Regions from separate parts of the Mus musculus genome. Here region 1 is linked to region 2. A link is a contact called in ENCODE Hi-C or POLR2A ChIA-PET data. All regions are on one chromosome and are shown on one strand. Each heading gives the region's core, a stretch centred on a gene start or an enhancer-like site at or near the end of the contact. The rest is flanking DNA. Distances are from core to core; before and after follow the strand shown. Region 1 holds the start of Msh4 (mutS homolog 4). Region 2 overlaps Ak5 (adenylate kinase 5).

The links. Hi-C counts contacts between places; a loop is a spot of excess contacts on that map. ChIA-PET counts read pairs that join two places held with the same protein, here RNA polymerase II (POLR2A).
Region 1: POLR2A ChIA-PET joins it to region 2 with 10 read pairs in embryonic stem cell. The contact joins the promoter of Msh4 here to the enhancer-like site in region 2. A Hi-C loop is called at or near these places in 1 of 37 maps with a recorded cell type or tissue (left cerebral cortex). POLR2A ChIA-PET finds 5 or more read pairs at or near these places in 1 of 5 experiments (embryonic stem cell).

Annotation. Positions count from the first base shown.
Region 1 is chr3:153,902,411-153,909,092 of GRCm38, reverse strand. It overlaps Msh4 (mutS homolog 4), which reads left to right and starts at 2,955. Exons shown (of 20, transcript NM_031870.3): 1 at 2,955-3,421. The coding sequence starts at 3,109. Rabggtb (Rab geranylgeranyl transferase, b subunit) reads left to right here. Exons shown (of 8, transcript NM_011231.2): 6 at 178-303; 7 at 889-1,038; 8 at 1,352-1,804. The coding sequence ends at 1,492.
Region 2 is chr3:152,477,590-152,485,183 of GRCm38, reverse strand. Ak5 (adenylate kinase 5) reads left to right here. Exons shown (of 14, transcript NM_001081277.2): 11 at 3,483-3,646; 12 at 6,727-6,843. 3110067G11Rik (RIKEN cDNA 3110067G11 gene) reads left to right here. Exons shown (of 1, transcript NR_165813.1): 1 at 1-1,624. Among named protein-coding and RNA genes, the nearest start is that of 3110067G11Rik, 8.2 kb to the left of the region's middle. Within about 2 kb of position 5,948, at least 1 of the 3 ENCODE cell types and tissues checked has a DNase peak (open chromatin) inside an H3K27ac peak, as active enhancers do.

The DNA.
Region 1 (6,682 bases), core at 1,706-4,205, 1.4 Mb before region 2:
TACAGATGAACTAACCTTACCCAGTGCAGAGAACATTGTGCATAAGTATAGCATTCCACTGTCGCATTGAACCTACTAATACAACCTGAGATAACAAAGATGGAGCTTTAGTAATTTTGGTAGTGTCTGTCATTTACTGTTAAACTATACCTGTGTACTTTATGTCTGTAATTTTAGATCTATTGTTGCACAGGATTCCTGGCCATAACTAGTCAGTTGCACCAAGTGAACTCCGACCTACTTGGTTGGTGGCTTTGTGAGCGGCAGTTGCCCTCAGGCGGACTCAATGGAAGACCCGAGAAGGTATTATCTATAGTGGCTCTTTATGCATTCATGGTGCTGTGTGCTTAGAACTGAGGGGTTTCTCAGGTATAGTTTTAAGATCCCTTAAGGAGAGAGCTTGGGGTCTCATTGACTCTGAATTCATTTCTGCCTTGGGACATGTACAGATACTCAAAAGCGATACTGAGGTTGGGGGTGGCCCTGCTTTTAGTTTAACCTAATCGCCTGGGAGGCACAGGCAAGAAGTCTTAGTTTGAAGCTAGCCAGCTCTATTAGGGGGACCTAGTCAATTAATAAATTAAAATGGATTGTGAACACTTCAAATGTTGCTAGTCTGAGCTCCAGATCTATAATTAGTTACTGTGTGGAGCTTGCTTTGTGAGAAAGGCAGAGAGAATTATTAGTATGTGCTGGAATTATTAGTGTAGCTAGCTACAGTGCTGAGGTGGTGTGAGAGACAAATGGGAGGTAGTCTCAGTTTGCCCTACAATCATGTCTGGGAACACGGGATTAGACATTAAAAAAAAAAGAATCCATCAAATCTGAGAGAATACAATGGTGCAGTAGAGGCAGCTGTCTTACTGGCTCCCCCTTCCCCTTCTCTAGTTACCAGATGTGTGCTATTCATGGTGGGTGTTGGCCTCCCTAAAGATCATCGGGAGACTTCATTGGATTGACAGAGAAAAGCTTCGAAGTTTCATCTTAGCGTGTCAAGATGAAGAGACGGGAGGATTTGCAGACAGACCAGGAGATATGGTCAGTACAATTCTGGCTTTGCAGTTTTTCATTGTTGATTGACTTTCATGGTTATAGGCATTTCTAATGCACTAAAAATAGTGCCCTGTAAGAAATAGTCCAAAGGTTGTCTTGGGGGTTTACCTTGGGTGTTTTTTTAAAATGTGTTAGTTACAAAGGCTAGAGCTGATAGAAATATCTTGTAGTGATAATTGTTTATGTCTAGTATTAGAAATACTTGTCTTCAGAAAACTTTTAAAGTGGTATTCAAGATACACTTCACTGTGGACAGATAGATAATTGAGCCTTTTCCATGTTTGTGAACTTCCCACAGGTGGATCCCTTTCATACCTTATTTGGCATTGCTGGGTTGTCACTTCTGGGAGAAGAGCAGATCAAGCCTGTTAGCCCTGTCTTCTGTATGCCAGAAGAGGTGCTTCAGAGGGTGAATGTCCAGCCTGAGCTAGTGAGCTAGTCAGATGGGAGAGATGCTGTAGTGTGCAATATGAATTACTGCTGTATTTGAAGTGTTTATCAAACCTAGACGTGACTTAATATTTTGTATATCATATGTTAATGATAAATTATATAAGTATTGTAAAATAAATATGTTGTATTTAGATCTTTAGTCTTCTGAGTCCAGTTTTTGTTAGTCCTATTTAGAGCTGGTATTTAACTGATGCCTCCCCGTGTCCTATTGTCGTGTAACAATCAATGATGGAAAGTGATTTCTGTTAATAAAACTGATGAGTGAAACTCATAATTTAAATAAAGGTCAAAATCAGTGGCTGTTGTGTATATAGCTTTTTATTTAGAACTGAACCATTTTGTAAGTGTGAACACCTTATTTATAGTTGGGGCAGAGGGTACAGTACATTTTTCAGGGAACTCTAGTCTGCTGTTGGCTTGGATTTCTCAGGCATGCAGTTGAGTTAGCCAGGATCCTGAAAGTCATCCCCAAAGAATTGGTCCACTCCATAATGGCTTTAGGTGTTGTTTCGTGATGGGGGCCCTGTGAGGTGTTAATGTCTCAAGGGTTTGAATGTGGTTACTCTGGGTGGGTTGCAGGTTGGGTGAATAGTAATGGTATAAATGTAATTTTGACTCTAGTCTATAGCCGCTCCTGGGTCAGTTACTAGAGAGGTAACTTACTATTAAGGACCTCTACCCCTTAATATTTAAGGAAGGAAACGTCTCCCCTCTTTGAGAGTCCTACATTGCACTGGAACTCCACATCTTTAATAGGTATCTCCAAGTGTGTTTTATGTCTCCTGATTGTTGCTTAAGCATTGCTGTCACCTTGAGGCTACACATAACTAATATCGTCTACATGTCCTTAGTGTTCTATTTCTGTAAAGACATGCTGTGACCAGCAAAGCGACTCTTGAAATTTAGGGCTTGCTTAAAGAGTTTCAAAGGTTTAGTCAATTAGGAGGGCAGGCCTGCAGACATGTTCCTTGAAGACCACACCTACTTAAAACAAGCTGCTTCCCTCAAGTTTTCTACAGGGGCTTTTCCTGCTCAAACTACACTCACTACACACTAGTGTTTGCAGGTACTAGTGTGAATGCCCTATTTGCTGGAGAACATTTATCCTCAGTTCTGTCACCTAGAAGATGTTTTATGTGTTGATTGTTGAAGAGCTTCCCAAGGGTTTCGAGCAAGACTGTAGTTTGTTTTTACCCTATGTGCAAAACTGCAGTACTCGAAATAGGACGGTTGAGAAGTGCTGTTTTTAATTGTTAATGTGGTCTCACCCGTGTTGTGCTCTGTCCCGTACTATGCTATGTGTACAACTGAGCGAAGACTTTCATTCTTAGACATTGGGCACATGCTGTGTACTGGGGGTGTAACTGGGGCGTATTAAATATGCAATACCCTGGCTCAGTCCTCAGAAAGCCCCCCTCCTTCAAAATGAACTGTTGACAACCTAGGTGGTTAGTGGGCTATAAATTGTTGAGCCTGGTACCTAAGGAGTGAAGAGGCTTACAGCTTCCAGAATCACGTGATGAGAATAAACCGGCACAACCCTGGACGCAAAGGTGAGAAACTCGCTGCTCACCCCTGAACTGCGCCTGCGCTGTGTGCATCATGTGCTGCTTGTTCCTGCGCCTGCGCGATTACAGCACTGCGCATGCGCTTAGCCTCCCGCCTTGTCAGCGGTGCGGCCTCCAGCCTTGGAGTGCTCGAAGCCACGCGCGCAGAACCTTGGGAGTCAGAAAGGCCGGAGAGATGCTGAGGCAGGAGGCTGCATCGCTTTCCAGTTCCCCACGCTGGACGCCGTCGCGGAGGGATGCCCCATGCGGGAGGACCCTGGCCTCCGCGTCCAGGCCGAGTACGGAAGGCGCCATGGCCGACAGGAGCAGCAGCAGCAGCAGCAGTCCGGCGCCGGCGTCCGCGCCAGGCAAGGCCCCGGCTCACCTGGTCACCTCCCCGGGCGGGCGCTGCCCTCGGCGCCCTGCTGGAGAAAGCAGTCTGGCCAGGATTCCACAGTCACTCATGCTGGGAGTGGTTTGTGTCTTTAATCCCAACACTGGCGACTACGCTTCAAGGCCAGCCTGGGCAACACAATTTCAAACCAATCAAAACACAGGGGAGAAAGTCTTGACTCTTCACAACGGTCTCATTAAGACGTGAGAGGAAGGGTAACCCATCTAGTATTCCCATGTAAAGCCTTAACTTCATGTTTCGTTTTAAAAGGCAGGTTTTCTATGGCTCAGGCTGTCCTGAAGCTCTTCTGTCCTGAAGTTCAGGAAAGCCTGGCTGGAGACTCCTAGCAATCCTCTTGCCTTAGCCTCTTGAGTACTGAATTATACCACCATGGCTGGCCTTTAACTTTTTTTCCTAAAAAAAAAAAAAAAGTTTCCCTTTTTCCCCTCTATGAGTATATGAGTGTGCAAGGGGTGGATGTAGAGGTCAAAGGACGACTTTTCGGAGAAAACTCCACCTCCACCAAGAGGGCTCTGGGAATCCAACTAAGGTCTGAGTCAGGCTTGGTGGGTAATGCCTCTCTAGTCGTTGAGTCATCGTGATGGTCCCCTACTTCTTCAAATATATAGTGAATATATGGGAGATTGTGTGTAATAGTTTCTAATAGTGGAGAGCTGAGCTTTGGCCGACGGGTTTTACTCTTTAGGTTCTAGAATGGAATGATAACAGGTTAAAGTGAACATCTTATCAAGGCCTTGTTAAAAATAAGGCCTTCTGGGATCAAATAGATGGCTCGCCCGTTAAGGGAAGTAGCTACTCTTTCAGAGGCTTAGTGTTCCAACTGCCAGCTCCCACATGGAGACTGACCACTGTCTGTAACTCTGCTGCCAGAGCATCTGCTGCCCTCTTCTGGTCTCCGGTGCACAGACATGCATACTGGCAAAACACCCGTACACTTAGGTGAAAAAGTCCTTCAGGGTGAGTTCAGTTCATTACAAGAACAGGGTTGGTTGAGTGGGTTTTATGAGGGAAGAGTTGGCTGGATGTTGTGAGGGAAGAAATAGTTAAATCGTGAAGTCTTCTCTGTTAAATATTAGGTAAAAAGCACTTGAGGGAAAAAAGCTTACCATGAGGATGGCCTGTCTGACAGTTCTGAAGTGGGAACCTGGCACAGGGACCTGAGCCTCGTACAAGACAGACCCACTTATGTAGACATGGGTGGTATATGATCTTGAGTATTTAATGAATGTGTGCTGTTTTCTACCAGATGAAGATCAGGAGTCTCCCCTAATTGCTCTCTGCCTTATCCTTTACAGGCAATCTCTGTGGTAGGAAGGCCCTGTGCCCTGATTGTTAGATGGGTAACAAGCTTGGATCTGGACTCTGTTGCATGACTGTACAGCAGGCGCTCTTAACCGCTGAGCCGCATCTCCAACATCTTAACTTTTAAGTTTTTCTTAGAGATAAGGTCTCTGTATGTAACGCTTGCTGTCCTGGAACTGGCGATGTGGACCAGGCTGGCCTCGAACTCACAGTGCTTGTTTTGCTATTGTTGTTGTTTTGTTGCTTCTTTTGTTATTTCAAGGCAGAGTTTATTCTGTATTCCGGAAGTCAGAGGTCCACCTGCCTCTGCCTCCTCGGTGCTGGGATTAAAGGCGTGAGGAACTGAGGGTTGAGAAAAATGTAAAAGATTATTTCCTGGCATATGTCATTCAAATTCCAATATATAGAAATTATTTTGAAAAACTATAGCTGTTTTCATTGATTTATACACTACCTAGGCTGAACCCCTATTTCACTGCCAGAGTTGAGCCCTTGACAGTGACTGTGTGGCCCACAAAGCCTAGACATTTGCCCTCTGCTGCAACTGGAATGTTCTCAACTTGTGTAGTGTGTTAGATGAGTGAAGGCTGTAAATGAAAGCCTGAAAGTCATCAGGAAATGAATGTCAGCGGGTGACCAAGCCCACACAATCAGTCAACAGGTTCTCCAGTGCGAGAGTGAGGATTAAAAAGGAAAAAAAAAAAAAAAAAGACACAACATTGTAGCATGACCCTAGTCAATTCTGAGACTGAAGATTCAATTCACTTTTTTTTTCTTGAGACAGGGTTTCTCTGTATAGCCCTGGCTGTCCCGGAACTCACTCTGTAGACCAGGCTGGCCTCGAACTCAGAAATCGGCCTGCCTCTGCCTCCCAAGTGCTGGGATTAAAGGCGTGCTGCCCGGCTCAATCCACTTTTTATACCATTTTAACTACATTCAAGTATTTTGGGTGAGCAGTACAATAAGGAACTAGCAAGGCAGCAAGCGAAGTCCTGTGATCACTCTCCCTACAGTTGTTTAAAAGGGATTGTTAGAGCCGGGCATGGTGGCACACACCTTTAATCCCAGCACTTGGGAGGCAGAGGCAGGCCGATTTCTGAGTTGGAGGCCAGCCTGGTCTACAGAGTGAGTTCCGGGACAGCCAGGGCTACACAGAGAAACCCTGTCTCGAGAAAAAAAAAAAAAAAAAGGAATTGTCAGAGTCAGAGTGACCAAAATACTTGAGCCCACTTCCTTGTCCAAGCCCCAAATCTTGCCTGAAGCCTAGTTCTTCTCTTCCACCCTAAGATTAAAATTCCTGCCTTACCCTACTTCCCTATTACAGCCTAAAGTTATATTCTTGCTGAAACTTACTTCCTTATCATGCCCTAATGTCAGATTCCTGCCTGAGCTTACTTCCTCGTCATGGCCAATGTCAGATTCCTGCCTGAAGCCCATTTCCTTGTCCTTGGCCAATGTCAGACTCCTGCCAAGTGGCACCCCAAAAAGCTCTCCACAGGCGGGAACAGGGATAACAGATGAGAGGCCAGGGAAAATAAAATGTCCATGTAGTAGTGAAGTTTTAAAAGCATGGAACACTGTAGGCCAGCACTTAAGGCAGAGGAAAAGGGCTTGGTCCAGGAAGCTGTGGATAGTGTAAAGAGGGCTCAGACAAACGATGTGGAAGTCAAGGGTGTGGAAAAGCCCTGTTTTTTCATTTGCTTGTTTGTCTGTTTGGAACTTCTGTGTTAGCAGACACTGTGCTAGGCTATTTATGTACACTGTATGAAATGTTATGACGTGACTGTGAAGTAGGTAGCATGTTGGTAAGCAACCCTCTGAAAAAGTGCAGAGTCTGAAGCTGAGACTTCATAACACCATTTACATAGGAAGAGGCGTTCAGATGAGGGAGTTGATGAAGGAAAAGACACTT
Region 2 (7,594 bases), core at 4,699-7,198:
CACTATGGGAACACTCAGCACCATCTCTATGAGAGTACTCAGCACTATCACTATGGGAGCACTCAGCACCATCACTGTGGGAGCACTGAGAATCCAGGTGCTGCATTTAAGGGGAGGCTATGAAAACAGGTGCAGGTATAGACCAAAGAACACCAGGTCCAGAAGAACCCCCCTTGCTCGGCTAGGCTTCCGGGTTCCAACAGGCTGAGTGGAAAGCCAGTCTTTGAGTATTGACCCTGTTCCAATGGTGCAACTTCAGGTTCACAAGGAAAATTCAATAAATCAGTTTTTTTTAAATTCCATTTGATATTGAAAATAAGGATTTCTCCACTCCTTTTGCCATGAAGACTTTGACAGACCCCTTCAAGGTAGAATTTCATCTAAACTCTGAGTCATACTACAAGGGGCTGTGTCCCAGTCAGCTGGGAGGTATAAGCCTATGGGTGTGGTGGCAGCCAAGTGATAGCCGTTGTCTTCTTCAGGCACCCGGCCATCAGAGAGCACAAACCCTTCAGTTTGAGATGGAGTTCTCCAAAAGAATTTTGTCCCCTGTATTAAATTATCCTAGAGGGACACCAAGCCCCACTGCACCCCTAAGCGCTGAGTTAGACCTTGGTGGCATATCAGAAAAGCTGTGCAGTCACTTGCAGGTTTTGTGACCTTCTTACAGTAAGGAGATCACATGGCTTCCCAGTTTGGAGCCAGGGGAAGAATCATGCCTTTGTATAGGTTACTTAAAATTCCACACTGCCTGCACCATTTGGGCCAAAAATGCTAAGAATCTGCAGCTCCTGCCCCCACGGAAGGCTTCTAACCAGGGCAGCAGCGCGGCTCCACACAGCTGTTGTTGAGATGGAGAGTTTTAATTGCCTCTGTGTCAAGATTTATTAAACAACGCTTCAGAGGGGCAAACCTATAATAGTCATATTAGTAGGCGGCTGAAGAAAGGAAATAATTGGAACACAGCATCTTTGCCTTGGAAGGCAACTCAGAAAATATCTTTTCCTCGTGATCAGCCACTAGCTATCCCGGGAAAAGAGTTTCCAGGTAAACACAAGCCACACAAGTCCCGTTGCCTCCCAGAGCTCAGCTGTGAGTCCCTCTAGACATTCACCTAGAAGCACTCCTTCCTCTGAGTGGCTTTCTCTTGTCCCCACACTCTCCCATCCTATTACAGCTGGAGGCGAGAGTCACTGCTCTGCCCCCAAGGAAAGGGCTGTCCATGTGCTGGCCTGCCCTGTTTCTGTTAGCCTCTGTAATAGCTGTATTCCTATGATGTCTGGCCCATTCATGCAACGTTGTGGGGGCGTCTGAACCTCCCCATTTGACTTAATGCAGCAATGTGGATGAGTACTGTATCTTTCCTGCCTTGTCTGCCTCGGCAAGATGCCTGAGAGGCTCTTCTGCTAAAATGGGCTGGGAAGAGCATCCCTTAATAGCCAGTTCCCACTACCCAAGAGAGCTAGGATTTGGGCTAGAATCTCAATTGTGTTTTGTGTTTTTTATTTCAAATATTCCTTTTTAAAGAGGCTATGAATAGGAGGCATGAACTAGCACCAACTATGGGTGCTGTGTACTATGTCTTCTCTCTCTCACACACACACACACACACACACACACACACACACACCACACCACACCACACACACACACACACCACACCACACACACACACACACACACACACACACACACACCACATATACACACACACACAAACACCATACCACACACACACACCACACACACACACACACACACACACACCACACACACACACACACACACACACCACACCACACACACACACACACCACACCACACACACACACACACACACACACACACCACACCACACCACACACCACATATACACACACACACACACACACACACACACACACACCACACACACACACACACACACACACCACACCACACCACACACCACATATACACACACACACAAACACCATACCACACACACACACCACACACACACACACACACACACACCACACACACACACACACACACACACACACACCACACCACACCACACCACACACCACATATACACACACACACAAACACCATACCACACACACACACCACACACACACCACACCACACCAAACATATACACACCACATACACACACAGCACACCACACCAAACACACACACAGCACATATACACACACACACAAACACCATACCACACACACACACCACACACACACACACAGCACACCACACCAAACACACACACACCACATACACACACACACACCAGATAAATAAAATAAACATAGGGTGTTCTTCTTCCCCTAAAATCTGAGGAGTAAAAAGAGTAGGAAGGTCCTGGCATTTGAAGGTGAGAACCAGGAAGAGCAATGTCCCACAGTCCTCCAGAAGGAATTGGGGTGTCCCTGCCGGGCTCTGGCCAACACTGGTCCACTCTGTTTCTGTTAGCATAACTGCTTCCATGTAAGCTGCATATAAATGAGCATGGTGGCTTTCTTTCTGTGCCTGATTTATTCCACTTGTCGTAAAGGACATGCTGGCCCTGGGAGAGGGGAGGAAATGGGAGAAGAATGTTTGAGGAAATGGAGGGGCTGGGGCCTCTGGCTTGATTGCATGCTGTATGCATGTATGTGGAACCAATCATACCACATTCCCGAACATGGATAGACTCACCAGTATAAATATCTTATGAACTTTAAAGTAATTATCAGTGAAGCATGGAGATGTATGAAGCAGGCAGCGACTGGATGCAGGCGTCTCTTCTCTCTAGAGCATTTCAGCATCGTCCCCTGCACATGGGGGACCAGAATTTTCCTCTCCCCCTGTATAGTATCTGCAGACCACCATCAGCTTTCAGTGGAACCAACTGACTGACCCAACAGTGTTCTCGGAAGCCAGCAAACGAAGTCGAGTTCCACCTTGTCATTCGTAGATGGGTTTCTGTGGTCACCTTCAGTGTGGAAAAGCCCCTGTGGGTTTCTTTGACACTTTACAAGGCTACTTTCATTTTATTTTATTTTATTTTTATCGGTTTTTAAAAGAGAAAAGGTGGGGGAGGGAAATGGGATGAACAGCTGAAACCCCACTGCTCTCAGCTTCCGCACTTGGCTGCATCGCACTTGGCTACACGGTTTGGGGGGTGGGGTGTGGGGATGGGACAGCTCTGGCCACCTGGGAGCTGGAGAGCAGTGTGGCCTCAGGTAGATTATCACAGCATAGGCTTGGGAGCCTCACTCAGTATTGCAGGGGTAAGAGGGGACAGTGAGTGGTGCAGGGGTGAGGGGGGTCAGTGAGTGAGTCTCTACAGCGCACATGATCAACACATATGAAACATTATCATGAAACCCATTATTTTATACAATGAATATACACCAGAAAAAAATAATAATAATTGTTGCATCCCCCAAAAGGAGACAGTGGACCTGAGATGCATGTCTGATGTGTCTCCTTCCCAAGGTGGCCCTGGCTCTGGCAAAGGCACCCAGTGTGAGAAGCTGGCAGAAAAATATGGCTTCACCCATCTCTCTACTGGTGAGCTCCTGCGCCAGGAACTGACCTCAGAGTCAGAAAGAAGCAAACTGATCCGTGACATCATGGAGCGTGGAGATCTGGTGCCCTCGGTAAGCAGACACCCATCCTGTCTCCCCTGGCAGCCAAGCCACTGGCTACGGTGGCAGGCTGGATCATGGAGACAAAGAAACCCCCAGGATCCAGAGAGAGGTTTGATTTCTCTCCTGGGTTACAGTCCTGAGGCAGGGTGGCCTATGTCAACAACCATCTAACTTCCAAGCTGTTCCTTGGCCAGCCCTTTAGGTGTCAGCCCGGTTCATGTGTTTCCAAAAGGAGCCTCACTTTAGAGAAAGATCTTCAAAGCTTTAGAGTATGGAAAGCTAAAATCCGAAGCCTCCAGGAAACAGACGCCTCGTTGGAGTGGGCATGTGTGATGCTTTGTGCTGACTGTCCACCTGACAGGCTCCAGACTCACTTAGGAGACAGTCCCCTGTGGGAGATTATCTTGACTGGGTTTATTGGTGTGAGAGGACCCAACTTGACTGTGGACGGGACCCTCCTCTGAGTAGGGATTCTTGTTCTAGTCACTCTTCCGTTGCTATGACAAACACCAGAGTCAACAGCAGTTTACAGGTGGGTTCTAGATTGCAGTCCATTACTGAGGAAGCCACGGCAGGAGCTCAAGGCAAGAACTGAAACAGAAGCCAAAGCTGAAGAGGCAGGTCCTCTTCTCAGGTGCTTCTAGGTTTAGGTCAAGTTGGCAAAAAGCAACCAGCACAGTCATGGGCGGCGTATAAGATGGAGAGAGCAAGCTAAGTAGCAGCAAGTATTCACATCTCTCTGCTGATTATGGGTGCATTATTGCTGGAGCGTGCGTGCGTGCGTGCGTGCGTGCGTGTTTCAGGACCAAAGGAGGATGTTAGGTGCCTTCCTCTATTGCTTCCACCTGAGTTTTTGAGATAGGTTCTCTCACTGAACTGCAGCTTCCCCCCCCCCCTTTTTTTTTTTTTTTTGCCCAAGCTGGGTGGTTAGGATGCTCTTGGGACCCACCCACCTGTCTCTGCTTCCCAGTGCTGGGTGTGGCCGCAGACACTTGCTGCTGTGCCCGGCTTTGTAATGTGGATACTGGGAATTTGAATTCAGGTTCTTCTGTTCTCATAGCAAGTGCTCGTAGCCACTGAGCCTTGTCTCCATCCCCCAAAATAAAGATTTTTATCAAGTAGTGCCCATCCGGCACTCACCTTGCTGCCTCCTATGGCTTCTTCCTCGGGTCAGGCTATTGCCGCCTTGGGCTCTCCATGATGGCTTTTTTTTCCCATTTATTTTTTGTTTTATGGGGTTTTTTTATTAGGTATTTATTTCATTTACATTTCCAATGCTATCCCAAAAGTCCCCCACCCGATCCCCCACCCACTCCCCCACCCACCCACTCCCACTTCTTGGCCCTGGCGTTCCCCTATACTGAGGCATATAAAGTTTGCAAGACCAAGGGGCCTCTCTTTCCACTGATGGCCAACTAGGCCATCTACTGATACATATGCAGCTAGAGACATGAGCTCTGGGGTACTGGTTAGTTCATATTGTTGTTCCACCTATAGGGTTGCAGATCCCTTTAACTCCTTGGGTATTTTCTCTAGCTCCTCCATTGGGGGCCCTGTGATCCATCCAATAGCTGACTGTGAGCATCTACTTCTGTGTTTGCTAGGCCCCAGCATAGCCTCACAAGAGACAGCTATATCTGGGTCCTTTCGATAAAATCTTGCTAGTGTATGCAATGGTGTCAGCGTTTGGATGCTGATTATGGGGTGGATCCCTGGATATGGCAGTCTCTACATGGTCCATCCTTTTGTCTCAGCTCCAAACTGTGTCTCTGTGACTCCTTCCATGGGTGTTTTGTTCCCAATTCTAAGAAGGGGCAAAGTGTCCACACTTTGGTCTTCGTTCTTCTTGAGTTTCATGTGTTTAGCAAATTGTATCTTATATCTTGGGTATTCTAAGTTTCTGGGCTAATATCCACTTATCAGTGAGTACATACTGTGTGAGTTCTTTTGTGATTGGGTTACCTCACTCAGGATGATGCCCTCCAGGTCCATCCATTTGCTGGCTCTTTAGCCTGAGTCCTCTCCATCGCCCATTTCTAGTTGACCTTTCTGCCTCCTACAGAGCTCTGCCTAGTCACAACTTAACGGAGCCCCCTCCCCTCTAGAAAACAGCAACCCCCCCCCTACTCTGGCCCTTTGTCCTGCTCTGCCGTGCCTGCTATCCTTAGCTAGAGTATATTCGTTTATCATTGTCTGCCTTCCTCATTAGACTGTGAATTAGATGGAGAGTTAATTCACAATTCTTTAAGGAAGGGTTCTGGCCATGCCTGCGACTTCTGCGTTCCCCAGGCTCCTGCCAAACACTAGAGAAGGAGGTCTCCTCCCACCCCGCCCACAGGCCCCACCCCTAGGGAAGGAGGTCTCCTCCCACCCCGCCCACAGGCCCCTCCCCTAGAGAAGGAGGTCTCCTCCCACCCCGCCCACAGGCCCCTCCCCTAGAGAAGGAGGTCTCCTCCCACCCCGCCCACAGGCCCCTCCCCTAGAGAAGGAGGTCTCCTCCCACCCCGCCCACAGGCCCCTCCCCTAGGGAAGGAGGTCTCTTTTCCTCACACTCCTCCCAAGGCCCCTCCCCACACTGCACTGTTCTTTCCTTACCTTGCACACTTGTTTAATCAATCTTTTTAAAGGCAAAATCGTGTTGGTAGAAAATAGTTCTCTGGTCTAAAAGTTTTCTCAAGTTAGCACATGTCAAGTTTTGCATAATGTTTACTGGGAGAACGCCGCCAGCAGCGTTTCATTTGCTCCTAACCTGCCACGATGCCTGGTCCATCAGCTGCTACTGTGTGGAACAAGACACGTGGAACATGTCTCATGGGGTGTAAGATGCTGAAGTCTTTCTAGTGAGATAACAGCAGAAAGGACAGACCAGAAAGGAAAACCCTCCCGGTGGAACCCAGTACTGACTGAAAGACCTGAAAGACTGAAAGACTCACTGCAGACATGGGGGGGCGGGGGGAGGCAGGTTAGTCCAAGAGATCTGCTATTAATCTTGCCACATCCTCCCCTCCCAGAAGAATGTCTGAGGAGTCACATTTATTGTGATTTGGGGGTGCCGCTAGGCCCCATACTGACCACTCTCTCTGCTGTAGGGTGTCGTTCTGGAGCTGCTGAAGGAGGCCATGGTGGCCAGCCTGGGCAACACCAAGGGCTTCCTGATTGACGGCTACCCCCGGGAAGTGAAGCAAGGGGAAGAGTTTGGACGAAGGGTGAGCTGATGTTAGCAGTGCCCAATCGGGGCACAAGGACAGCACTCAGCTTAGGGGGTACACGCAAAGCCGCCTCTTACCCAGTAACACTGTCCAGATCTTGGCGTTACCAAAAGCGGAAACGTAAACTCTTTTTTTTTCCGAAGACGAAATACAAAACTAGGGCAGGAATGACCGGTCTAGCGAGGAAGCAGCAGCAGTCGGGCTCGGCCGGGTGTGGGGAGCGGAGCCGCCGGTGCCTCTTTGGTTCTCTCCACCTCTGCCTGTTCCTCTCTGTGTTGCTCATTTCTCTTCCTGCTCCAGGCTTCTCTCCTCTCATTTCAATGACCTCGCAGAAAACTAAGTCTGCCTTGGGGTGGCAGAGTGCCCCACAAAAGACCCACTGCTGCTTCCTTCACTTTAACAAGGACTCTGCTAATAGACCCAGCCTACAGGAGCCAGTAGGGGGCAGGCGGCACACCACCAGAGCCACACAGCCTGAGAGAGAAGGGCAGTGGCCCCTGGGCAGGGAATAGAGTTACATAGGCACAGAAGAGGGGAGAGATGCTGCGAGGACAGGATCCAGAATGCTTGCCACCCTCCATAACACTGTGCCATCCCCGACTTTGTGCCCTCCTTAGTGGCTCAGGGCTACCAGCTGTCACAAGAACCAGTAACTACCCACTACTGCAGCTGCCAGACGGTGACCTGCTTGGGCCAGGCCCTATGGTACATACTGTATACCTTGCCTGCAACTCTCCAAGTCTAGGCA